Linked DNA regions of Mus musculus: all the other regions are linked to region 1. A link is a loop called in an ENCODE intact Hi-C map of the cell type or tissue named here. Cell type or tissue: left cerebral cortex. All regions are shown on one strand. Region 1 overlaps Ankrd1 (ankyrin repeat domain 1 (cardiac muscle)). Region 2 holds the start of Fgfbp3 (fibroblast growth factor binding protein 3). Region 3 overlaps Pcgf5 (polycomb group ring finger 5).

The links. A loop is a pair of places that touch in the nucleus more often than their neighbours do. Peaks named below come from ENCODE experiments on the same cell type or tissue, not always from the same donor. Only the 100,000 strongest peaks of a DNase experiment are listed, where the experiment ranks them.
Region 2: a loop joins it to region 1, with 4 times the contacts of the local background. A loop is called at or near these places in 3 of 42 quality-filtered maps.
Region 3: a loop joins it to region 1, with 8 times the contacts of the local background. A loop is called at or near these places in 29 of 42 quality-filtered maps.

Annotation. Positions count from the first base shown.
Region 1 is chr19:36,107,779-36,115,778 of GRCm38, reverse strand. It overlaps Ankrd1 (ankyrin repeat domain 1 (cardiac muscle)), which reads left to right. Exons shown (of 9, transcript NM_013468.3): 6 at 208-306; 7 at 482-580; 8 at 704-802; 9 at 2,962-3,814. The coding sequence ends at 3,072. Among named protein-coding and RNA genes, the nearest start is that of Ankrd1, 8.1 kb to the left of the region's middle. In left cerebral cortex, a CTCF peak has its summit at 4,463; DNase peaks (open chromatin) are centred at 3,577 and 4,456; H3K4me3 peaks cover 788 bases; H3K27ac peaks cover 496 bases.
Region 2 is chr19:36,918,794-36,926,793 of GRCm38, reverse strand. It overlaps Fgfbp3 (fibroblast growth factor binding protein 3), which reads left to right and starts at 7,195. Exons shown (of 2, transcript NM_028263.1): 1 at 7,195-7,222; 2 at 7,517-8,000. The coding sequence starts at 7,578. Btaf1 (B-TFIID TATA-box binding protein associated factor 1) reads right to left here and starts at 715. Exons shown (of 38, transcript NM_001080706.1): 1 at 393-715. The coding sequence starts at 406. In left cerebral cortex, CTCF peaks have their summits at 557, 790, 4,586 (motif pointing right) and 7,644; DNase peaks (open chromatin) are centred at 710, 4,580, 7,220, 7,657 and 1 more place; H3K4me3 peaks cover 2,657 bases; H3K27ac peaks cover 2,403 bases.
Region 3 is chr19:36,436,298-36,444,297 of GRCm38, reverse strand. Pcgf5 (polycomb group ring finger 5) reads right to left here. Exons shown (of 10, transcript NM_001368691.1): 4 at 7,088-7,143; 5 at 6,936-6,995; 6 at 4,151-4,299; 7 at 1,356-1,454. Among named protein-coding and RNA genes, the nearest start is that of Pcgf5, 31 kb to the right of the region's middle. In left cerebral cortex, a CTCF peak has its summit at 3,975 (motif pointing right); a DNase peak (open chromatin) is centred at 3,993.

The DNA of each region.
Region 1 (8,000 bases):
AACAGTTTTCTAAGGACATACACAAGTACAGCCATTCAGACACTCTTTAGCTGAGATGTTTAGTGGGAATCTCAGAGGTGACCCTCAAGACCAGGAACACTCAGTTTCCCATATTTTCTCAGGTGTTTAAAACAAAAGACCCACCCCTCACCCCGGACAAGATTCTCCATCACACTACCTTGCTTGTGTTTTTCCTTTCCCAAATAGCTTGAATCCACAGCCATCCACTGGGCATGTCGTGGAGGAAACGCAGATGTCCTGAAACTGTTGCTGAACAAAGGAGCCAAAATCAGTGCCAGAGACAAGGTATTTCCCAGTCCTTCCGTAGGCTTCTGTTTCCTTGAGAGTCCTATCCGTCCACGGAGGTCCTCTGCTAGTCCTTATTCTGTGAACACCTCAGCCACACACCCACTTTGCACATGCCTTGAGGTCTCGGACAGTGTCTGTTCTCACTCCTTCCACCATTTTCTGATTTTTTAAGCTTCTCAGCACAGCGCTGCATGTGGCGGTGAGGACTGGTCATTACGAGTGCGCTGAGCACCTCATCGCCTGCGAGGCTGATCTCAATGCCAAGGACAGAGTGAGTAGTTGACAAGTCTGTGCCAGCGTCAGCTTCTTTGAAATCACCCAGACAAGCTGGGGTATTCTGGCGGGACTCACTTCCTGGCTTCCCATGTCTTATACCAGCTTATCCTTCTTCAAGGAAGGAGACACCCCACTGCATGATGCTGTGAGGCTGAACCGCTATAAGATGATTCGACTCTTGATGACCTTCGGTGCGGACCTCAAGGTCAAGAACTGTGTAAGTAGTCAAATCAAGGGCACAACTGTTCTGCTTTTGAGTTTCCAGAATTCCTCAAATATCTGAAAGTATTATGTCCATGGTAATAACTTTTGAGATACACTGAGGGTTCAAATGTCTCTATTTGCATAAGAATAGCGTAAGACTTGGCATGAATTCAGGTCACAGGGTCAAACATGGGGAAGACTAGAGATTTTGATCTGACCTTGGAGCCTAACAGTTCTTTGAAAGGTTGATCTTGAATGAAGGATGGTCAAAATTGTTGACCTTTAAAATACACATTGTGAGACTGGAGAGATGGCTCAGAGGTTAAGAGCACAGGTTGCTCTTCCAGAGAACCTGAATTCTATTCCTAGCAACCAGATGCTGTCTCACAAACATTTATAATGGGATCTGATGTTCTCTTCTGGTGTGCAGGCATAGCAGTTATATACATAAAATACATAAATAAATCTTTAAAAAAAGATCCCACATTGGATAATTCTAACCTGCCTTGGTCATTCCTGGCTGAAGAGACCCCAGAGCAGGTAGGAATATATACACTAACCTTTCCCCAAATAGCTCCCAACTACCCAGAACTGAAATTAATCATTATCAAATCTGGAGAATTCCAAATAGTCCTTTGCTCACAAGAATGTAAAATGTTGCCATTCCTTCTGGGAGTCACCTTGCACTTTCTGATTTTTTTTTTTAAAATAACTACCATTCATTTTCCACTTTGACTTATATGCATGAGTCTCAAAATAATTTCCTACATTATTTTAAGTCCCAATGTGCTAATTAAACCTCATCTTTATGCAGGAAATGTAAGCAATTTTCCCTCTTGGCTCCAATTCCCAGATAAATATCATCTACCATAGCTGCAAAAGATAAGGGCTCGCTCCTTCCTTTCTCCCTCCCTCCCTCCCTCCCTCCTTCCCTCCCTCCTTCCCTCCCTCCCTCCCTCCCTCCCTTCCTCCCTCTCTTCCTTCCTTCCTTCCTTCCTTCCTTCCTTCCTTCCTTCCTTCTTCCCTTCCTCCCTCCCTTCCTTCTTCCTTCCTTTCTTTTTAATTTAATTTTATTTGCAATTCATTTTTTTACACCCCATATTCCATTCTCCACCCCTCCCCATCCACCCTCCGACTTCTCCACATCCCACACCTCCTCCCTACCCCACCGCATCTCCACATGGATGCCCCTACCCCCACCCCACCTGACCTCTAAACTCCCTGGGGCCTCCAGTCTCTTGAGGGTTAGGTGCATCATCTCTGAATGAACACAGTCCTGGAAGTCCTCTACTGTATGTGTGTTGGGGTCCTCTTATCAGGTGCTGTATGCTGTCTGTTTGGTGGTCCAGTGTTAGAAAGATCTCAAGGGTTCAGATTAATTGAGACTGTTGGTCCTCCTGGAGGATCACCCTTCTCTTCAGCTTCTTTCAGTCTTCCCTAATTCAACAACAGGGGTCAGCTGCTTCTGTCCATTGGTTGGGTACAAATAACTGCATCTGACTCTTTCAGCTGCTTGTTGGGTCTTTCAGAGGGCAGTTATGATAGATCCCTTTTTGTGAGCATTCCATAGCCTCAGTAATAGTGTCAGGCCTTGGGACCTCCCCTTGAGCTGGATCCCACTTTGTGCCTGTCACTGGACCTTCTTTTCCTCAGGCTCCTCTCCATTCCACCCCTGTAATTCTTTCAGACAGAAAAACTTATGGGTCAGAGATGTGACTGTGGGATGGCAACTCCATCTCTCACTTGATGTCCTGTCTTCCTGCTGGAGGTGGGCTCTATAAGTTCCCTCTCCCTACTATTGGGCATTTCATCTAAGGTCCCTCCCTATGAGTCCTGGGAGTCTCTCCCCTCCCAGGTCTCTGGTGCATTCTGGAGGGGAGGGGTGTCTGGAGACATTTTTGAACCTCACCATGACTTGAGGTGTTACGTTATTGTAGGGACCAGGGAATTTTTTTTTTTTTTTTTGACAGCACCACTGATAGTTCTGTGGATGGTAGATGGGAAAGCCAATAAAAGTATCATGAAAAAACAGGGACAGGATAGTTTGAATAAACGGTATGTAGATCACTCATATAAAACCCATATACTCTGATAATATACCTCATTAGCATAGGTGCAGAGAGTGCAAACTGACAGTCACCCGGAAGTCAAATTTCCCTTTCTTCTGTGTAGGCTGGGAAGACCCCCATGGATCTGGTGTTGCACTGGCAGAGTGGAACCAAAGCAATATTCGACAGCCTCAAGGAGAATGCCTACAAGAACTCTCGCATAGCTACATTCTGAGAAAAGAGACTCAACAGGAGCTGTTCGCAGGCATTTTTAAAGCATTTCCCAACAGAAGAGCAACTAGCAATAAAATCCAGCTTTTGTTTGCCAGCCAAATAGGGAGAGATGCTCAAAGAAGCTTCAAGAAAGCACTGGGTTGTAGGTGTTAAAATATCCTCTAGTGATGTTCACCACTTTTATTTATTCCTACCTATTTATTTATTTCATAGCACCAGTATTCAGGCTTTCATGAACATCATTTTGGGGGAGCAAGACTTCATCTGTATGTACATTCAGAGTCTTCCCATAGCTCTTAAACCGTGTGGGTGAATGGTGTCTAATTGCACCCCTTTGTGTTCTCACTTGCATAAAGCTATTCAAGGTACTTTTTAAAAGGCAAGGGTTGATCCCCGCAGCCCTTCTCTGAATTCTCACTGCTGATATCTGAATGAAGCAACAGAAGGCACGCAGTAACGCAGACGGGAACGGAAGCAGTTCCGCAGGACTGGCGCGGAGGCTCGCCACCCACCCACAGATTTGGTTCGGTTTGGTTGTTTACCAGATCACATGATGTCGATGTCCCAAGGTGAAGGCAACGTCAGGAGTGCCGCATGTAGGGAGATGGAGGGAGTAGGCAATGGGGCCAAGGAAAACTGAGTTCGATGAAAGAAGAAATCAAAAGGACACGCGCTGTAAATGTATAAATGTATATTGTGTTGTATGTATATTTTATATTTATAATAAATGCAAACTAATTCTCGGCCGTGTTCTAAGGTTTTTTTGTTTTTTGTTTTTGTCAGATCAGTGGTAGGGATTTCTCATGTAAAAGGGGCCATCTAGGGAGGGGCTCATTTGTCAGTGTTTTCTTGCTTTTTCAGATTAGAAATCTCGGGGGATGGAAAGATGACTCAGTGATTAGGAGCACCAAGGGTCCGAATTCAGTTCCCAGGAGCACAGGAGGACTCGCAGCAATTTGTAAAGAGGGTGGCAGACCTGATGCTCTCTTCTGACTTCATAGGTACCAGGCATGCGTGTGGTGCACATACATGTGTGCAGCAAAAACACTCATGCACATCAGAGTAAAACAACTCTAAAAAAAATTAATAAAAAATTAATAAGAAATGGAGGAGGAAGAGGAAGAGGAGGACCAGGAGGAGGAGGAGGGTGGGAAGAAATACCTTGTAGAAACCAGTCTTGGTACTTATGGAGTGATAGATTACCCAGGGATCTTGATAAACTGAAGAATTGCCCTCAACTGGTGTCAGGTGTGTGTGGGGGGGACTAGTGAATCTGCATTTCTGACCAGCTCCTGCCACTGAATTATGATACAACCCCCCAAAACAAACAAACAAACAAACAAAAACCAGTTGTTGTTTTGCTCCAATAATGTGGAAAAAGAGACCCCTGGTGGGAAGAATGATTACTGCAGGTTAAAGAAGCAATTCTTAAGTTTTCATCTGGGCTTCTTGACTCGCTAATTAGGGGCCTATCAATCACTGTATTGTGGACAGGCGCTGACAGGATCAAAGGCTCCCCTCCTGCCCCCCCTGAGAGAACATTCTGGGTCAATGGCTTTTGACCTCCAGCAGGAAAAGGTTTGTTGCCAAATGTTGAGCGGAGGTGAGAAAAAGATTGTCTCTGAGCTCCTGGAGCAGACAAGTATAAAGAAATAAGTAGGAAATAAACATACAAGCCCAGTGAAGGGAACGGTGGAATGCTCTCTTTGAGCGTCTAAGATGTGGAGGTCTATAAATGATGGAGATGGGGCAGTTATGATTTTTTCTTTTTGGAGGTGGTAAGATTGAGGGACAGTCCGAAACAAAAACAAAAACAAAAACAAAAACACCAAAAAACCCCAAGAAACCAAAAAACCAAAAAAAACCAAAAAACCAAAAAGAACAAGGGTTATTCCAGCCTACATTTCTGTAGGCAGCAGCAGAGCTTCGACAAGCTCAAGGGTGTGGGGAATGTTTGGAACTTGGCACACAGTCTGTGGAAGACACAGGTCAAACTCCAGCCCTGTGCTCTCCTGAAACTCACACCAAGTAGGACTGTGTTCACGAACCTCCTTTTTATACGTGCCTCCATCACTGTGGGAGAGTACAGGCACGGTCTGTAGCCAAGACATTGTTCAACCACACAGTAACAGACACACGTGGGTTGGGCTGACGGCCAGAAATGTTTTTTTTGGGGGGGGGGCCCTTTCTTTCTGTCCCCCTCTCATATGAAGAACCGAATGGCAGATTCATTCTATCAGTTCTTTCTCTCTCTGTCATCCCTCCCTGGCCACCTGGACAGAGGTCTAAGTCAGCGGTTCTCAATCTTCCTAGTGCTGCGACCCTTCAATACAGTTCCTCACGCTGTGGTGACTGCCAACCATAAAATTATTTCATTGCTACTTCATAACTGTAATTTTGCTGTTATGAATCATAAAGTAAACCTCTGTATTTTCCTATAGTGCAGTCGACCTCTGAGAAAGAGTTATTCCACCCCAAGGAGTCATGACCCACAGGTTGAGATCTGCGGTTGCACATTTAAGGTCTGGGCATCCAGTAAATGTTTCCAATACAGACTGTTTCTCTTGCTCATGTCCATATCTGCCTGGTATAACGTGGACATAATAGTATCTGACCAAAGTGTCTTATTTGAGCCTCTTTGCCCCAAAGAGCTTGGGGGTTAAAAGGAGAAAAGACTTAAAAATAAGCTTTGCACTGTCACGTTTAAACCTTTGTACTAATAAAGAAGTAGAGGGCACAGGAGACCTGTAGAATGATAGCAGGTAGACAGACTGGCTCTGACTATGGCTCTATCTTTGTGAGTGGAAAAGAGAAATATCTAAGGGGAAAATTCCATTTCTTCCACACCGATAGGTCTCAGAAGCCCCTGTCTCCCCCTGAACCAACTCGTTGCTTATTGTAAGGAACGCGGGACCAGGGAGGCAAAGCTACCCACCGGTGCACCAGCTTCCGAGCCGCAGCCATGTAACCATGGAAACCATTCCATTTTGTGTGTGTGTAGGGGGGGGGGGTCGTGAATGAGATAAGGTAAGGGAGGTAATGTGTAAACGCCTTAGTTATGATTGGCTGAAATTTGTTAAAAAAATCCCTGGTCTGGTGGCGACTCACTCAATCCAATGGAGACGTCGTGCTGAGAGATGAATGCAAGTGGACGCCCAGTGCCAAAGGAGAACTCGCCCGCATCGGGTGGGTCCAGCTCAAGTGGGAACCCGAAAAGCAGCAAGAGACATCGCGAGCTTACCTGACGCTCGCTGCCATCCAGCCAGGCTACGACATCAGCCAGATCGGTGGTTAGTGAAGTGTGTGTGTGTGTGTGTGTGTGTGTGTGTGCGTGCGCGTGTGCATACTTATGAATAAATAAACTGTTTTAACCTTTCCTTTGAGTTCCAGGATTTCCTTTTTGCCTCTGTCATTAATCCCGATTCACGACAGTTTCGCAACACTTATGGTCTTTTTTTTTTTTCTTGTGTTCTCTTTGTCACAGAAGGACATATTTTACAATGGAGAGTTCTGGAAGTTATTCTTGACTTTATTTCCACTCAGAGCTTTTGATCGTGACCAAGTTTTATCAAACACGCTGACTTCTAGTCCGCTCTGTAATCTGTGCCCTCCAACCTAGGCAAAGCCTGAAACATCAGGATTACTCAAACATCCTTCTTTGAAAAACAAAAAAAAACATGTCTATCTGTGTGTGTGTGTGTGTGTGTGTGTGTGTGAGAGAGAGAGAGAGAGAGAGAGAGAGAGAGAGAGAGAGAGAGAGAGAGAGAGAGAAACCATGTGTATTCAGAAGCCCAGAGGCCAGAAGAAGGTGTAGGAGCCCCTAGAACTATAGTTACAAGTGGTTTGAGCCACCCAGCCTGGGTGCTGGGAACTGAACTCAGGTCTTCTGGAGGTGACGCAAGTGCTCTTAAGTTCTGAGACCCTCTCCAGTCCCACTTCTCTGTTTTTAGTTGTGGCCAGAAGTTTCCTAAAATGCAAATCTGACCCAGCCAGTCTCTTTCAAATCCTTCAATGTCGTCGTCGTCCCATTTCTCTCGGGATCACATGCAAACCCCTTGTCTTAAGATATCTTTAAGCTTTGGCTGCTGCTATTCTTTTTCAGTTCTGGGGATTAAAGGCAAAGCCTCTAGGACACAGGCGAGTGCCCAAACCTGATCGGTACAGCACCCCGCAGCCCCACAGTGCTCCCATGCCCTGTTCTGTTCTCTATTGTTGCTTTCTTGTATCAGGATCTCCCTAAATTGACCTGGATGGCTTTGAACTCTTTCTGAGTTTAGGCAATCCTTGAATTTGTGGCTTTCTTACCTTGGTCTCCTGAATAGCTGGACTCTAGGGCTGTGCCTCCAGACGTGGATCAGGAATCCATCTTCTTCCAACACTGGTTGGTTACATGTGTGCGTGTAAGTGCCACAGCACAAGTCAGAGGGGCATTTGTGATAGTCAGTGCTCTGCTTCCAACCATCTTTTTAAAAACCTGCTTCTTTCATCTGCTTTCTTTGGGCCTTTGGCTGCTGCACCTGGTCACCTCCTCTCCCCTCTCTCTTCTCCTCCCTCCTCTCCTCACACGGCTCAGGGCCAGGTCCACTCTGGACTCTCCCAGAGTCCCTGCCTCTGACTATGCTCTCCCACATATTTATAATAAACTTTCTCTTTCACCAACCTGAGAATAATCATGTTCTTTCCTTTTAATTTTCCTTTATTAACAACTTACTTCAGATGTCTTAATTAACCCTACTATTTTGTTTCAATGTGCATGGATCATTTAACTAATTTTTGTTGAGTGTTTAAGTTAATCTTCCCATCATCTTACACACTGTAGGAGTGAATATCCATATAGGTGCACTCTTTCTACCCAGCCAGTTCTTTTTATTCTTTTTCCTAAAACAGGGAGGATCTCACTGTGTAGCCAAGGCTGGCCATAAACTCAAA
Region 2 (8,000 bases), 810 kb before region 1:
ACCAAGTTTTGCCGTGAAATGGTGGTTTGGGAACAGACTTTGATACTACGAAAGAAAAAGAAAAGAAACTCGCCTAGAAATTCAAAGAGGGAAGAGAAACCAAAGAGGAGCAACGTGGTGAAGAAAAAAGAAAAAAGGAAAAAAGAAAAAAAAAAAAAAGCCAGATCGAACGCGCCGAGTCACATTTAACCAGGAGAAAAAGCGCTTCGTGAGCCGACTTCTCCGGGTAACCCGAGCCCAAAGCGCCTGCCAGCCGAGGGAAGCCTCGGAAGTCTGGGCGAGCGAACGAGAAGCAGCGCTCACGCCCCGCACCGTCGCGCCGGGAGCCGACCGACAGCCTCGCCCGCCCGCCCGCGCGCGCTCCCCGTTAGCTGACGGGCGGCGACACCCACCTGGAGACCGCCATGGCCGGCGCCGGCGGTTCGGAACTCTCAGGGAGCTACACGCCGCGCCGCTCCGGCGTTCGTTTCCCGAGCAGAGCGGCGCAGGCCCAGGCCGCCGGGCGCAGGGCGGCAGGCGGCGCGGCGTGGAGCGGCCCGCACGGGCCTTCCGGCATGTGCCGGCCACCGGAGCTCGTCTCCGCAGCGACCAGGGTCCCACACACGGGCGGAGGCGGCGCCGCTCTGACCCGCACCACTTCAAACCGGGTGCCCCCAGCCCCGCTCTCTGCTGACGCAGACGCCGGCACGCCGGACTTAGCGTCTGCACGCCGGAAGTGACGTCACCGGCACGTTTTCCCCCCCCCCCCATCCCCACTCCCTGCCGGCGAGCGGAATGTAGCAGCGCCCCGCGGCAGTGGGAGCGGGTTGGCAGCGTGGATCGGGAGCCCGGCTCCCAGTCTTTAAGATTAATGGGAGAAACGGAAAGAGGTCTTGATCTTCCAGAGAGCGATAAAGATCACCTAGCTAAAGTTCCGAAAGTTCCAAACCTCGGTCTCTAAGTGCTCTCTCCATCCTGACCCTACTACCCAGCTAGGCGGCTTCCAAACAGGAACAAACTGGAGAAAGGAGACTCCGGCCCAGGTCGCGATGCTGTGGGCGGGATGAAGTCAAGAAGGAAACACTGCCGAGGGCTGGCTAGGGTGGTGCAGGCCTATAATCCTAGCACCTGGGAGGCTGAGGCAGCAGATTGTGAAATTGGGGGTCAGTCTGGGCTACAAAGCAATCTCCGGGCCAAGAATTTGCAGTGTGGTTCCGCGAGGAAGAGGGTGGGAGGAGGCTCAAGTGTGTGTTTACTATTATTTACCATTAAGTTCTGCATAAATGGTGAAGGGACTGCTAATGATTTTGCCTAGGCCTATCACCCTTCTTCCCGTCTTTTCCTCCTTCCGTCCCTCCACTGCCAAACACTCCTCTGTAAACTACCATAGCCTTAGAATTTGTTTTTAATGCCAGTAGTCAAACTAGTATTTCTCTAGTTTCGGCAAGCCCAGTTTATAGGCCACTGACAGATTAATCATCAAAAGCACCTGTCCTGTCGCCCTTCCTTATAAAACATGCCCACTAGCTTCTTGTTACCTATTTAGAAGTTATGTCTCAGGCTTTGAGTCTGCTTGTCATCTGTATGATGAGAAGCACTGTAAAAGGTTGTGGAAGGTGGGGAGGGATGTCATGAACCCAGGAAAGTTCACAAGAACTTGGTGAACTGTAAAATAGATCTGTATAGGAAAAGATGAACTAAGTACTTGCTAAAGTATTGCACAGGTGACTAACATTACCCCTTACATTACAAGGCAAAGCTATAAAGTAGTGTGATGTTTTTCCACGGTGGGGCTAGAAGCCCAGGATTTGGGTTCTATACGAAGTATAGAAGAGTGTTTTGAGCAAGAGAAATGATCTAGTTTACATTTTCTATATGTTTTCCCTAGTATCAAAAAATATAGGTCCAGGGCTGGAGAGATGGCTCAACAGTTAAGAATGCTGGCTGTTCTTCCAGAGGTCCTGAGTTCAATTCCCAGCAACTACATGGTGGCTCACAACCATTTGTAATGGGATCTGATGCTCTCTTCTGGTGTGTCTGAGGAGAGGGACAGTGTACTCATATAAATAAAACTATATATATGTATATATATATATATATATATACACATATATACACACACACATATATATGTATGTATACACACACACACACACATATATATATATATACATATATATATAGTCTAAAGCTTTGAAGAGAGGAAAGGCCTATTGTTATCAACTTGGTTTTTTTCCCCAAAGGCAATAGATTTTTAAAAAATGTGTATGTGTGTAGCTTCTGCCTACAGAGGCCAGGGGGCCAGAGACTATCTAAAATTCCTGGAGCTGAAGTTACAGGTGGTTGGAGCTTCCTGAGAGAATTGAACTCAGGCACTCTGGACCAGTCATGTGCTCTTAACTACTGACTTTGATTTCATTTTGTGTTGGTTTGGTTTTTGTTTTTTAAAGACAGAATTACTCTGTGTAGCCCTGCCTGTCCTGGCACTCCCTCTGTAGACCAACCTGGCCCTGACCTCCTGCCTCTGCCTCGTGTGTGCTGGATTTAAAAGTGTGGTGTGCCACCACCACCACCACCACCCTGGCTGAACTGGCTCATTTTTAAGTCCTTTCTCATAACACATAACAACTATGTGTCCAAAGAACTTTTATAATATCACTAAGTTTCATTTCTACATCTGGGAAGTGAAGAAAATAATGGTGCTGATGGAGTTGGTAGGGACTAGATGGGAACACACAGCACTGAACCAAATGACTGCCGAATAAGCACTCAACCCTACTCATTAAGCCGATGAGTCCAGGGACTGGCTCATGCTAGGCACAGTGCGACTCTGAGCTAAACCTCCATTTCTGATGACTCCTTTTGTTAACAGCATAGCCTTGAACGAGTTACTTAATTTCTGTATCTTAATTCCTCAACTGTGGAGTGGGGAAAATAACACTAGTTCACAATTTTTGACAGTATGGTTGTCTGAAGTTACACATAATGGAATTGAAAAGAAATCTAGTGCATTATAGCACTTATGATACCAGATCCCACCAGCTTCTAGGTCAGTGTTCTATAATGAAATACATTTATAATTCTATGGCATGCTGACTTTGAGAAGCATGGCACTGACTACTAGACCTATACATTTCTTGAGGATCCATGTATATCCCCAGTTTATAGTGGCTGTAGAAACACACTCTGCCTTACTCCCCTGATTTGATACCAGCTCCACTCAGTCCCTGAGCCAGAGCCACCTCTTGAAGTTCTTGGAACCAATGGTCCCTGCCTATAAGACCTCTCAATGCGAGGGAGCTGCCCCCTTACAAAGCCAGGACCTTGGCCAGGCTCAAGTGCTTGACAGATTACCAGAGATTGTGCTTTGGGATCTGTGATGGTGGTTGGAGGGGTTAAGACTAAGGTGCTTGTGCTTAGTAAGGGGTGTGAACGCCCCTCTATTTGGCTACCCAGAGCTAAGGAACATGGGCCTGGCCAGACCCAGTACCTGCAGCCTTGCCATCAGATATTAGAAGGGACAGCAGTGAGTTAGAGGGAACCGCTGGACTGGAGACAGTTCTCCAGGTGGACTCAAAGGCTCTGCCCCACCTTCTCCAAGCCTACAACCTCTTTCTTCCTAAGAGGCAGCTAGAATGCACTTGGGAGAAGAGAGAAGAAGGTCAGTCAGGGCCAGGAAGGAAACTGAAAGGGTAGGAGGACATTAATGGAGGAGAGTAATAAAGCCACTGTATTCACACGTGAAACTCAAACACTCAAGAGCATAGTCTGGGAGAGCTACAGAATAAAAAGGAATGTCGAGAGAAAATTCCACAAACCACCCCCCCCCCCCAGCAGCAGGCTCAGACAAGTGGAACCCAGAACACTTGAAATGTACTCTCAGAGGAGGGAAGAGTTGTTATTCACAGCCCAGGGCTGATGGGGTTGGACCTCCCTTGGAAAGATTTTATTTCTAGTCCTGTGTATGTGTGGCAGTATGTACATGTGAGTACAGGTTCCACCAAGGAGAGAAGAGGGTGACAGTGATGGGCCCCTAGAACTGGAGTTCAGGTGGCTTTGCTGCTAGGAACCCAGTTCTGCTTCTCTGCTAGAGCAGTACAGTAAGCACTCTTCACTCCAGCTATAAAAGGTTACCTTATGCTATTTTGTGGTTTACTTCTTTACTAGTTTTTAATACAGTCTTGCTGTTTCTCAGGCTGACCTGAACCTCACTATGCTGCCCAGTCTAGCCTTGAGTGTGTGCTTCTCCTGCCTCAGCCTTTAGTGTTGGAATTACAGGCATGAGCCACCAGGCTACTCCAGCTCTGCTTCGTTTACCATGCTTTTGAACTTATCTTTTTTATTTATTTGGTTTTTTGAGACAGGGTTTCTCTGTGTAGCCCTGGCTGTCCTGGAACTCACTCTGTAAACCAGGCTGGCCTTGAACTCAGAAATCCGCCTTCCTCTTCCTCCCAAGTGCTGGAATTAAAGTCATGCACTACCACTGCCCGGCTCTTTTGAAGTTATCCTGATTTTTCTGTGTGCCCTTCCCTTTTCTTCTTGATGTTTGTGACATCTGTGGATCTAGCTCATAATTTTAATGTAATTGAGAATAAGGCCACAAGATGTCAGACTTTAGCTGAAAAATCTATCAAGAGCCTTCCAGCCCTTGATAATATCAGAGCATTTGGTGGGCAAGGAGGTGTATCTGTAACTACTTTTGGTACTTTACATGAGAGAATGTTTTTCTGAAATATTTATTTATTTATTTATTTATTTATTTATTTATTTATTTATTTATTTATTTGGTTTTTGAGACAGGGTTTCTCTGTGTAGCCTTGGCTGTCCTGGAACTCACTTTGTAGACCAGGCTGGCCTCGAACTCAGAAATCCACCTGCCTCTGCCTCCTAAGTACTGAGATTAAAGGCGTGCACCACCACCGCCTGGCTTTCTGAGAAATTTAAATACATCTGTGAAATGTATTATGAAACTTTCGTTAAGAGTTCCTGTTTTTTTATCATTAGTGTTCCTTAATGTCATAGGTACCAATATGTTTTTATTAAAAATTTAACTGGTATAGCCAGGCAATGTGGTGCATATCTTTAATCTCAGCACTCTGGAGGCAGAGACAGATATATCTCTGTGAGTTCGAGGCCAGCCTCGTCTACAAATCAAGTTCCAGGACAGCAAGGGCTATTACCCAGAGAACCCTGTCTCAAACATGAAAAAAACAAAACAAAATGGTATAATTAATACCAAAATTAGATAAGGAAATTAAGTGCTGAGAGGTGAAAGGCCTTGAACACACTAAGCAAGTCCTCTACCAGTGAGCAACATTCCTGTTCCCTAGAGAAATAAAAGCTGTAACAAAACAAATCAAAACCACTTTATTATTACTTGTGTATAATGGAGGGGCTTGTATGCACTGATCAGAGATCACAGGACAACCTTGTGAAGCCATTCCTCTCTGCCCTCACATGGGTCTCCCCAGCCTCTTGGCAATATACTCTTTTTTTTTTTTTTTTTTTTAAAGATTTATTTATTATATGTAAGTACACTGTAGCTGTCTTCAGACACACCAGAAGAGGGCATCATATCTCGTTACAGATGGTTGTGAGCCACCATGTGGTTGCTGGGATTTGAACTCTGGACCTTCGGAAGAGCAGTCGGGTGCTCTTACCCACTGAGCCATCTCACCAGCCCCGGCAATATACTCTTAAAGTAAAAAAAGACCACATACTATGGAGCTAAAAGTGAGATGAATATAAAATCCCAAAGCTTAAAAATAACTTTGCTTAAAATACAAGGTCACAGTCAGATACACAATAAACTCAAGATCCAAGAGACCCTGTTTTTAAAAAGGGAGTCTTCTAAGATGGCTCAGCAAATTAGAGACTTGCTGCTAAACCTAACCACCTGAGTTGAATCCTTCAATTCTTGAGACTTGCAAGGTGGGAGGAGATAGTAGACTCCTGAAACTTGTCTTCTGACTTCCTCACGTATACTGTAGCATTTGAGCACACACACCAAGTAAACAATAAACAAATGTAAAATTCTCTTTTTATTTTATAAATGTTATATATATATATATATAAACCTTGGGCTGGCGAGATGGCTCAGCGAGTAAGAACTCTCTTCTGATGGTTCTGAGTTCAAATCCCAGCAACCACATGGTGGCTCACAACCACCCATAATGAGACCTGATGCCCTCTTCTGGCACATCTGAAGACAGCTACAGTGTACTTATATATAATAATAAATAAACCTTAAAAAAAAAACAAAACAAAAAAAATTTGCAGGTGGGTGGCGGTGGTGGCGCTTGCTTTTAATCCCAGCACTCGGGAGGCAGAGGCAGGCGGATTTCTGAGTTCGAGGCCAGCCTGATCTACAAAGTGAGTTCCAGGACAGCCAGGGCTACACAAAGAAACCCTGTCTCGAAAAACCAAAAACAAACAAACAAACAACAGCAAAATTAACCCAACCCAAATTCTATCCTCCTACAGAGGCATACAAAGAACAGATTACTACTTAAACATTACACCACTTGAATTTGTATTACTTTTCTACCACAAAGCAAATCATTCCTTTTAGGACCTTTGAGTTCTGAAAAAATATTTAGAACTAATCTATCATATCCCAAATAGTTAAAAACCAAAATGTCCCTACTTGGATGTACTGATGAAAATACAGAACTGAGTGACATGATAAATAGAAAGACTGAAAATAGTGGGGCCTTTGAGATGACTCAGTAGGCAAAGGCACTTGTCACCCCACCGGGCCCTACAAACTGAGTTGGATCTCTGGGGTACACACACACAGAAGAAATACATGCAATGCAAAACGAAAAAAACCAAAACAAAACAAAAAAAAACCTGCAAATAGCATCTGGTTCTGAATATTATTGTTTCATTTCATCTTTCTTAACTATATATAGACCAGATAAATATGTACAAGTTTCAAAAGGAAAGAAAGTTTTGTTAACATTTGTCTTATTTTCAGCGGTGAGAGCAAAATACAGCATTTTATATTTCATGTCACATGGCTGCTTCTATCACTTCCGCGTGCTTCTGCACGCGGGTGTATCTTCTGTGTGTGTTAGCAGTGGCCGAAACCTACTGAGAGAAGTCTGGGAGGGGCATGAAGGGGGAGGCCCCTTCTGTCCCATTGATAACAGGTTCATTCACAGCCGTTTAAAACAGACTAATCCCTTATGCAGTCATTCGCTCTACTCCAATAGGGCCCTTCCACCTCTTCTAGAATTCGGTAAGCTAAAAGTACATGTATCCGATTAATCTGAAATAATTTTGTAGACAGTTTGGTGACGGGTGGAGGGTGTGTGGTTGCGTGATCATTAAACTTCATTTTTCTATTTTAGTGAATGTTAAAAAACGATTCCTTAAACATTAAGTTGTTCCCTTAGGACAGACAGCTCTTTAAAGGGGCTTCTCCCTGCTAACTGAGAACACTGGTTTCGGGAAAGTCCGGTCAGGAGAGTTGGCAGGTTCCTGTGTCCAGGGAGAGGGCTGAGCGGGACTCATCCGTAGCCTTCATTCGCAGATCCTAGGATGCTCCTTGCCTCCTGTTGCCTGCGCTGAGGTCCCAGGAATCCCAGAGTGGCATGGCCAACGCGGGCATGAGTCCTCCGAGGCCGCGGGCGTCGCTCTCCCCGCTGACGCTGCTGTTGCTGCTGGGAGGCTGCCTCCTCTCGGCTGCCGGGAGGGACAAGGGGGCAGCAGGCAGGGAAGTGACCCGGGCCTCCCGACCCACGGTCGGCTCCTCCGGTCGCTTCGTGAGTCCAGAGCAGCACGCGTGCAGCTGGCAGCTCTTGGTACCCGCCCCGGGGACGCCGACTGGCGGAGAGCTGGCCTTGCGCTGCCAGACCCCGGGCGGGGCGAGTCTGCATTGCGCCTACCGCGGGCATCCGGAGCGCTGCGCGGCCACCGGCGCCCGGCGCGCGCACTACTGGAGACGGCTGCTGGGCGCGCTGCGCAGGAGACCACGGCCCTGCCTGGACCCCGCGCCGCTGCCGCCACGCCTGTGC
Region 3 (8,000 bases), 330 kb before region 1:
TGTTTCAGACTTTATTTCAAGGGTGGAGGGGAAAATGAGTTTTAAATACATCTGTAGCTACCTAGACATAGATTATAATTTTGAACTTGAAGTCTAACACAAAATATGGTGCCAATTATATCAGATATATTAACTATTGATATTTTAATAATTTATGGTGATATATAAACTTTAAATTTTTCAGTTATTTTATTAATTATTAAAAGTAGACATCCCTTTTTTCCTTTTGCCTGTAAAACAAGTCCATAACAGAGCTGTTATACGCAGAGCTGGTAAGGTGCAGTTTACTAATCAGGCAGGCTGCATCCAGTCATTCACAACGTAAGCACCCAGTCCCAGTGAGCAATGCTGGGAAGGACACTTCGGACATTTCACTAAATCACACTCCTATGCGCTGGGCAGCAGAATAATGGGAGACCAATCTACCTCTCATAAATAAAGCAAAGGACAAGTTCTTTGGGATAGACAGGAATTGTTTAAAAGGACCATAGTACATGGCAGAAGTAAGACAGAGCACTGTTTTCTTAGCTCTGGTAACTTTCCGAAGACAAGAAAATTAACTTAGCAAACCAGATTTTAAAGTAAAACTATGCATGGTATTTTTGCAAGAAAAAAACAAAGAAACCATACAGTATAAAATGTCTATTTTTCACTAGAGATGCTATCTAGAAATTATCTTTTATGTAAGTTTACCAAATACAGTGGGCTCTGACACTTTCAGTTTTCTCCTAATACAAAAGTATATCTGGAATTTTTAAAATGCTTTATTGATTTTTATATTTCGAGCATTGGTGTTTTGCCTGTGTGAAGGTGCCAAATTGCTTGGAGCTGAATTAGTCAGTTGTGAGCTCCCATGTGGGTGTTGGGAATTGAACCCCGGTCACCTGGAAAAGCAGCTAGAGCTGTTAACCAATGAGCCGATCTCCAGTCCTGTAACTAAAATTGTTTAAAAACTGTAGACCCATGCCGGGTGTGGTGGCGCACGCCTTTAATCCCAGCACTCAGGAGGCAGAGGCAGGTGGATTTCTGAGTTCGCGGCCAGCCTGGTCTACAAAGTGAGTTCCAGGACAGCCAGGGCTACACAGAGAAACCCTGTCTCGAAAAACCAAAACCAAAACCAACAACAAAAAAAATTAAATAAATCCTTTAGTTACAAAGGCATCAATGTGATTTACTTGGGATACCTTGTTATAAAATGTTACATAAATTTTACATTCCAAAAATTAATTTTTAAACATGAAAATAAACATTTTCTATAAAAATTAGTTTGAATATATTCTTACTTTACTTCCTTTGCTAGAATTTTGCTATAGATCAGAATCATCAAATTCACAATTAGATATGATTTTACGTACCTCATAAGAACTTGGAAGTTTTAGTTTTAAACTTAGAAACTTTTTAATAGTTCCTACAGTAACTCGTGTAGAACAGCGAATAAATTTCTTCATGAGACCCTAAAGGAAACAAATGACAAATTAAAGACTTTCACTTGTTTTTGCTAAAACCTTCAACCCTTCTGGTATGGAGGCATATTCTTGTGATCCCAGCATTCAGAAGGAGGAGGCAGGATCTGAGTTTGATTCTGCGTGGGTTGCAAAGTGAGACGGTCTCATTAGACCACCCCAAACCAACTAAGCCAAACCCAACCCAACCATCTAAACTAAACCACAGCCAAAGGCATGCTTTTCACTATCTATTGAGTATTTTCTAAATGCAAAGCAAAAATGTTCAATTCTCCTAAGCAAAATGTTCCTAATTATAGCCTGTTATTTACATGACATTCTTCAAGAATATCATTCTAGCGTGTGAATTAGCAAAACCCTGTCAAGTACGCAATCTGTCTTTCTCTAACATGTTTTTTTTTCTATAAAGAAAGCAGAGTTTAAGTAAAAGGACACAAAATATTTTGTTAAATGATGTTACTTCTGAAAGCAGGAGGCACTTGTTAAGTATAATGGAGAACCTAAAAATAACTTCAGAGACAGAAGTAGTTTGACATTAGCCTTGGGAGAGTTCTGGATACTGCATCTGCTCCATCCACAGCCGCCTTAGTACCTGCAAGCTATACAGTGTGGGCTCTGGGTTGAGGAAAAACACTCCCCAGGGACAGGCTACCGAACATTACTGTACATCACTAAGTTCTGTATGCCTTGATGTGTCTCTTGTTTTACATGAAGAGTGCTTCTGATTCACTCTTTAAGCTTGAACAAAGCCCCCCACCCCAGGTGACCTGTACTGCCTCCCACAAGTTATTAATAATTCAGAGTTGTCAAAATAGTTAAGGGAACATTTTTAGGACATGACAAAAGAGTGTTTCTAGAATTCATAATTCAATAGACTGACACAAATCTAACACAATTCCAATCTGTATTATGTAAAAGTTGATTTGTAAATACTTAGAAACAATGAGCACTTTCTCCAGGAATATTTTATAATGGAACCAAATGAAACTTGCACTGCTTCCTGGCTGTGTGCACCTGAGAACTACTGTAGAGCCAGCTACAAAGAGGGCAACGACGGTCGGGGGCAGAAGACAGGATGGTGGAGAGGAAGTAGGAGCAGAGCTTCTCATTCTTTCTTTCCTGACATATGGAAAATGGAAGCACTGTGATACACACCAGGGGCTCACAAGAGACTGCCGGGGAATCTGTGCCTAACCCTCCTTGCTCAGCTATCTGGAAAGGATCAGTATTTCTGGTATATCTGCATATCAGAAGATATACTGCATAGATACAACTCAATGATTCTTCAGTTTTGTGTTTAGTATTATGCTTTAATCTCTACCAATCAGAGGAATTGCAAGCATGATTTTAACTTCTTAAATTGAAATACAACACCATAAAGTCACTGTCTAAAATGAACAATTTAGTAGTTTTTATAAAGTTGTTCAACAATTACAATATCTAATTCCAAAATTTTCTTTTCCTCCAAAGAAATCCTTTACACACGAGCAGTTAGCAGTTACTTCATATTCCTGTTCCGACAACCCATCTAGCAACTACTCATGTGTTGCAAGTGACAGATCTTTTTCTTACTAGTTATATTAACTACCACATAATGAATTCATTTGCTTACTATAGTCAAATATATTCATTGCTGAAAGATGCTGATTAAATGAAAATCTAAGTTAAAATTATTTGTTTTTAATTTCCCAATATAAAGTACCATTATTAGTAATATAATAGCAAAGAAATTCAACCCAAAAGAGCTATAGATTAGCATAGATGAAGAAAATTAGAAACAAAAAATAAATATGAACTTGTGCATAAAACAAAGTACAGAGAAAATCAATGCCCTCAATGACTAATAAGTGCTTGGACAAAGTGACAAAAGACTACTTAAGAACTAAAGTAGTAAATATTTATATGAAAGCTGCTGCCAACTAAGAAACCAGGACACGCTAGATATTCAAACCCCAAGGAAAATAAACCACGGAGGCAGCAGTGAGCTTTCAGATCTAAGAGTCAGAGCAATGTTTAGGAGACAGGATGAAGAACAAGGATTATGTAGACAATAATAGAAGTCTCTAAGGAGTTTATCCACTCATAGACACTTGATAACACAGCTTTACTTCAAAACCTACTCTTCTCTTAATAAAATATATTAGCCATGACATGAGGCTTATAGAGTTTTAACTAAAAGCAGAAGACTACACAACATGATTGAGGTTAGGCCTGGAGAGACGCCTCAGCAGTGAAAGCCCCAGCCCTCTTCCAGAGACTCAGGTTCAATTCCCAGCGGACACCCACAGGGCAGCTCACAGCCACCTGTGCTTCCTTCTAGGGGTTCCCACACCCTCTGCTGGCTTCCACTGTCATCATCACGCATACGCATGACACACAGACATACATGCAGGTAAACCACCTACACATATAAAATAAAATTAACCTCTAAAAATAATAAGTTTAAAGATAATAAAATGGTTGGAGACACAGCTTAAATCATCGGTCTGAGTTTTGGCTGCTGCATTATAAAAATTAGCCACTAGATGGTGGCACTGGTCTGGGAGAACTGGGCTGGGAGGACAAGCTACCAGGAAAGCAACACTGGCTATTCCCAGATTTGGAATTTCAGAGAATGGTATTCAACTGCATTACATTAACAACAACAACAACAACAAAGGTAAAAGAAATGAATTCTGCCCACTCACCTTCACTACGTTGTCCCCTGACTGCCCATTATTTCGTAAACAGTCCAGACAGATAGCAATTTGCGGGTCACTTCTATGATAGTCCTTATCATCTTGGTTTTCATCACCTTCCTCATCTGCTTTAGACTTGTCAACCTTCGAAATATCATCTGTATAATTGAAGCAAGACTCATGTAACTCAAAGTTTAAAGTCAAGCAATAATATGGCACTCACCAAAGCAATGACCAACCTAAAATATTTCATAACCTCTCTGAAGACTGACTGAAAATATCAATACTTTCTGAAACCCTTCAACAAAGTCAACAATGGAAAGAATATCCATCAGAGGCCATCAGAAACTTAAAACAGCGTAATATTTCTAGACTTTTTGTATATCCTGGTTTATGAATTTTATCTTACTTTTCCTATTTTATCCTTTTAAAATATTATTGGATTTGGTCTTTAATTTGGGGTGAGTTTCACTGAGCTTCATGTCTGGTTTATAAAAGACAGTATCTGTACATGGGTTTAGTGTAAATGTGGGAAAAGAAAGAGCCTTCTTCTCACCTTTGTAACATACAGAGTAAGATTCGGGATTAAGAAATATTCTAGATTAGCTATATTTGGACACAAAAAAGTGCAATTAGTGGTTAAGACACTTTAGAAGGCAAATAGGATACAAAATTCTTCCTAATTCAATAAAAGATGTGTTCAAATTAAAACTAAGTTGGTATCCTAAAAGTTCTCAAAACTTGAAATTATTTATAAAACCAACTACAGAAAAAATAATTGTAAAAACACGCTTTATAGCCACTTAACATGTTAAAAATTCCATTAAGAAAATTTGAATATATTTCCTATAACAACATTTACTTATACTGTTACATGAATACAACTGTATCGACTGACGTATATGGAATAGCTTGGACAACGCGTTAGACGTGCAGTGTGCTTAGTCTGAGGTAACAATAACACGATTAAAGGCATGAAGACCGAACAGGAGATACCCCCCGCCATAGGCTCATGTGCTTGAATGGCGGTGCTGTCTGGGAGGTTACGAAGCCTTTACGAGGTGGAGCCTCGCTGGAGGAAGTGGGTCACTGGGAGTGGGTCTGGAGGTTTTACTCCCCAGCTCCACTTCCTGGTCTCTTCTTTGTGACAATGGATTCAAAGTGACCAGGAGCCTCCTGCTCTTGCTCCCATGCCTTCCCTGTCATAACAGCATCCCTGAACTGTCAGTCACAGAGTAATCAACTTCCTTTCTCCTTCCCTTTCCATCTCCTCCTGGCTGCTTCTTGTCACAAATACAAAGAGTTACCATTCTCATCATTATGGTGCTAGAGCCCAGGAAAAGATAAAAGGGCAAGTGCAGGGTGAGGGATAAATGAAATACACAGCTAGGTAATTCATGTATCCTCATTTACATAGAACCCATGTACAGATACTGTCTTTTATGAACCAAACACCTAGATCAATGAAAAGCCTTCCCCTCTTCAAGTTAAGTCTAACTATTGAAGCCATTCCGTATCCATCTTAAATGGCACTGATTTTATGAGACTTTATAACTCATAAAAACTCCTATGTGAACTGAGAGACTAAATTCACATATGCACAGAGGCCACTTTGATTTTAGAATCCTGAATGAAGTCTGTGTGTAAAAACATGAAGAATGATATTACTTTATAGCTAGATATCCTTTTTGTGGCTAACATAACAGCCACTCTGTATGTACATGCATACACATACTCTGGCCAGTAATACGTTCCACTCTGCTGAAATTGTTGTTGTTACTGTGTGTAAATGTGTGCATGGATGTGCATGTGTTCATGGAGGCCAGGAGTCAGTCAATCTTGGATGTTCTTCCTCAATGCTATTGACCCTGTATTTTTGAGGTGGGGTTTCTCACTGGCCTGGAACTCAACTATTAGGCTGGGCTGGCTGACCAGCAAACCCCAGAGACCGGCCTCTCTCTGCCTTCCCAGTGCTTACATAAAAACCGTGTGTGCAGATACACATGTGGATGTCAGAGACAAATCTCTGAAGTCAGTTTTCTTTTGTCATCTTCAGGGACTGAGGGACCAAAGAGTCTGTGCAAAACACTTGTACCCACTGAGCATCTTGCTGGCCCACGCCTCTTTGTACATGACTTCTGGGGATTAAACTCAGGTCCTCGTGCTTTTGAGGCAAGCATTTCACCCAATATGCATTCCAGCTCTCTCGCTCTCTCTCCTCCTCCTCCTCTTCCCCCTCTCTCTGTCCATCCATCTCCCTCCCAGCCCTGCTGAAATTATTATTACCTGGGTCTCCAAGTAGAAACTTGGACACTGAGTCTGGTGACAGGAACATCTTGATGAGTACACAGAGACACTTGCTGACAGACCTAAGACCTAAGCCTGAACCACTGTTCCCACCTGTGTTCCCTTCAGAGCGTCAGAGCACAACAAATCCTGACCTGGTTCTCAGCCACACTCCACCTTTGTCCCTATTAAAGTGGCGTAAAGTGAGGTAAGACTGAGATGCTCTCAGGATCGAGGTGCACACGAAGCCTGTTTCTTACCTCAGACCTTTTCCTGTCTTGAAACTATGGCTAGTATTTCTATCCCGTTTTCTCCTTCCTTTTCTCCCCAAAGTCCAATGTCCTCTTTCCAATTACCTTCAAGAGGAGTCATGCAGTTCTGCATAGATTCAGATAAACTCTCATGCAGGGCTGCATGAGTCTTGCACAGGAAAACGTTGAGTGTGGAAAGACATTACTCTACCAACATAACAGAAAGCAGAACACGAGAGAAGCCGTCAGACAGTTACCTTGCCCATTTTCTTGAGGTTTGTTTTTCTTCCAAAATTCCAACTCACGCTGAAGTTCTTCTAATTTGAAGGAAAAAAATATGAAAACCATAGGAACATGAACTCTTTAATGGAAATACAAAACCCTAGTCTGTAGAACCCAGGGAACTCACGTTCTCGTAGTCCAGGCACTAATTTAAAGATAATTTCCTCCAACGTGTTATCCAGCCTGCAGAGGGTAGGCAGTGGGGATAAACAATGATGATATCAAAACCCAATATGCAAACAGTTTGTGATTTCTTACACATATTAGGAAACACAGGCAGACGATTTGAGTGTATTCACTACACTACTGTTGCCTGCCAACAAAGCACACTTACTTCAACAAGCCTTCCTCTGGTGGTATTCTTTTTTTTTTTCCCTGAGACAGGGTTTCTCTGTATAGTCCTGACTGTCCTGGAACTCTCTTTGTAGACCAGGCTGGCCTTGAACTCAGAAATCCGCCTGCCTCTGCCTCCCAAGTGCTGGGATTAAAGGCGTGCGTCACGACAGCCCGGCCTCTGGTGGTATTCTAATGCGAAAAAATAGTCCCAAAGTTCCCAGCCTTCTGTAGATGTACACTCTGCGCCTTTGCCATCCTTCCCTTGTTTAAAAAGTAGATCCCAGATCTGGGAGAACTCCCAATTCCAAGAATAAGAACTACCCTGGAAAACTGCTTAGACCAAAAAGAGTGTTGGACAAATGATACTGAGCTTGGACCTAGCCTTAGGGGGCACTGCACTTCCTTCTGTGCTCCATGGAGAGCAGCAGGAGGGCCTACATCACTCCAGGGCCAGTCCATCCCAACACATGGCGGACACCGCAGGCAATTCAAGTTGCAGGAGTGAGCAGAGCTAACTGCGGGCAGACTGCTCATTAACCCACTCCAAAGGTGAAGAGCGAGGGATACCTGCCTGCCAGGAAGCATTAATTTAGGTGTGCTTTGTCATGCAGCAACAGCTAACATTCTCACTCTTCAAATCCCGACAAGAATTTATCATCTTTTCTAAAATCAAATGCTCCCCATTTCCTTCTCTGAGGAATTCA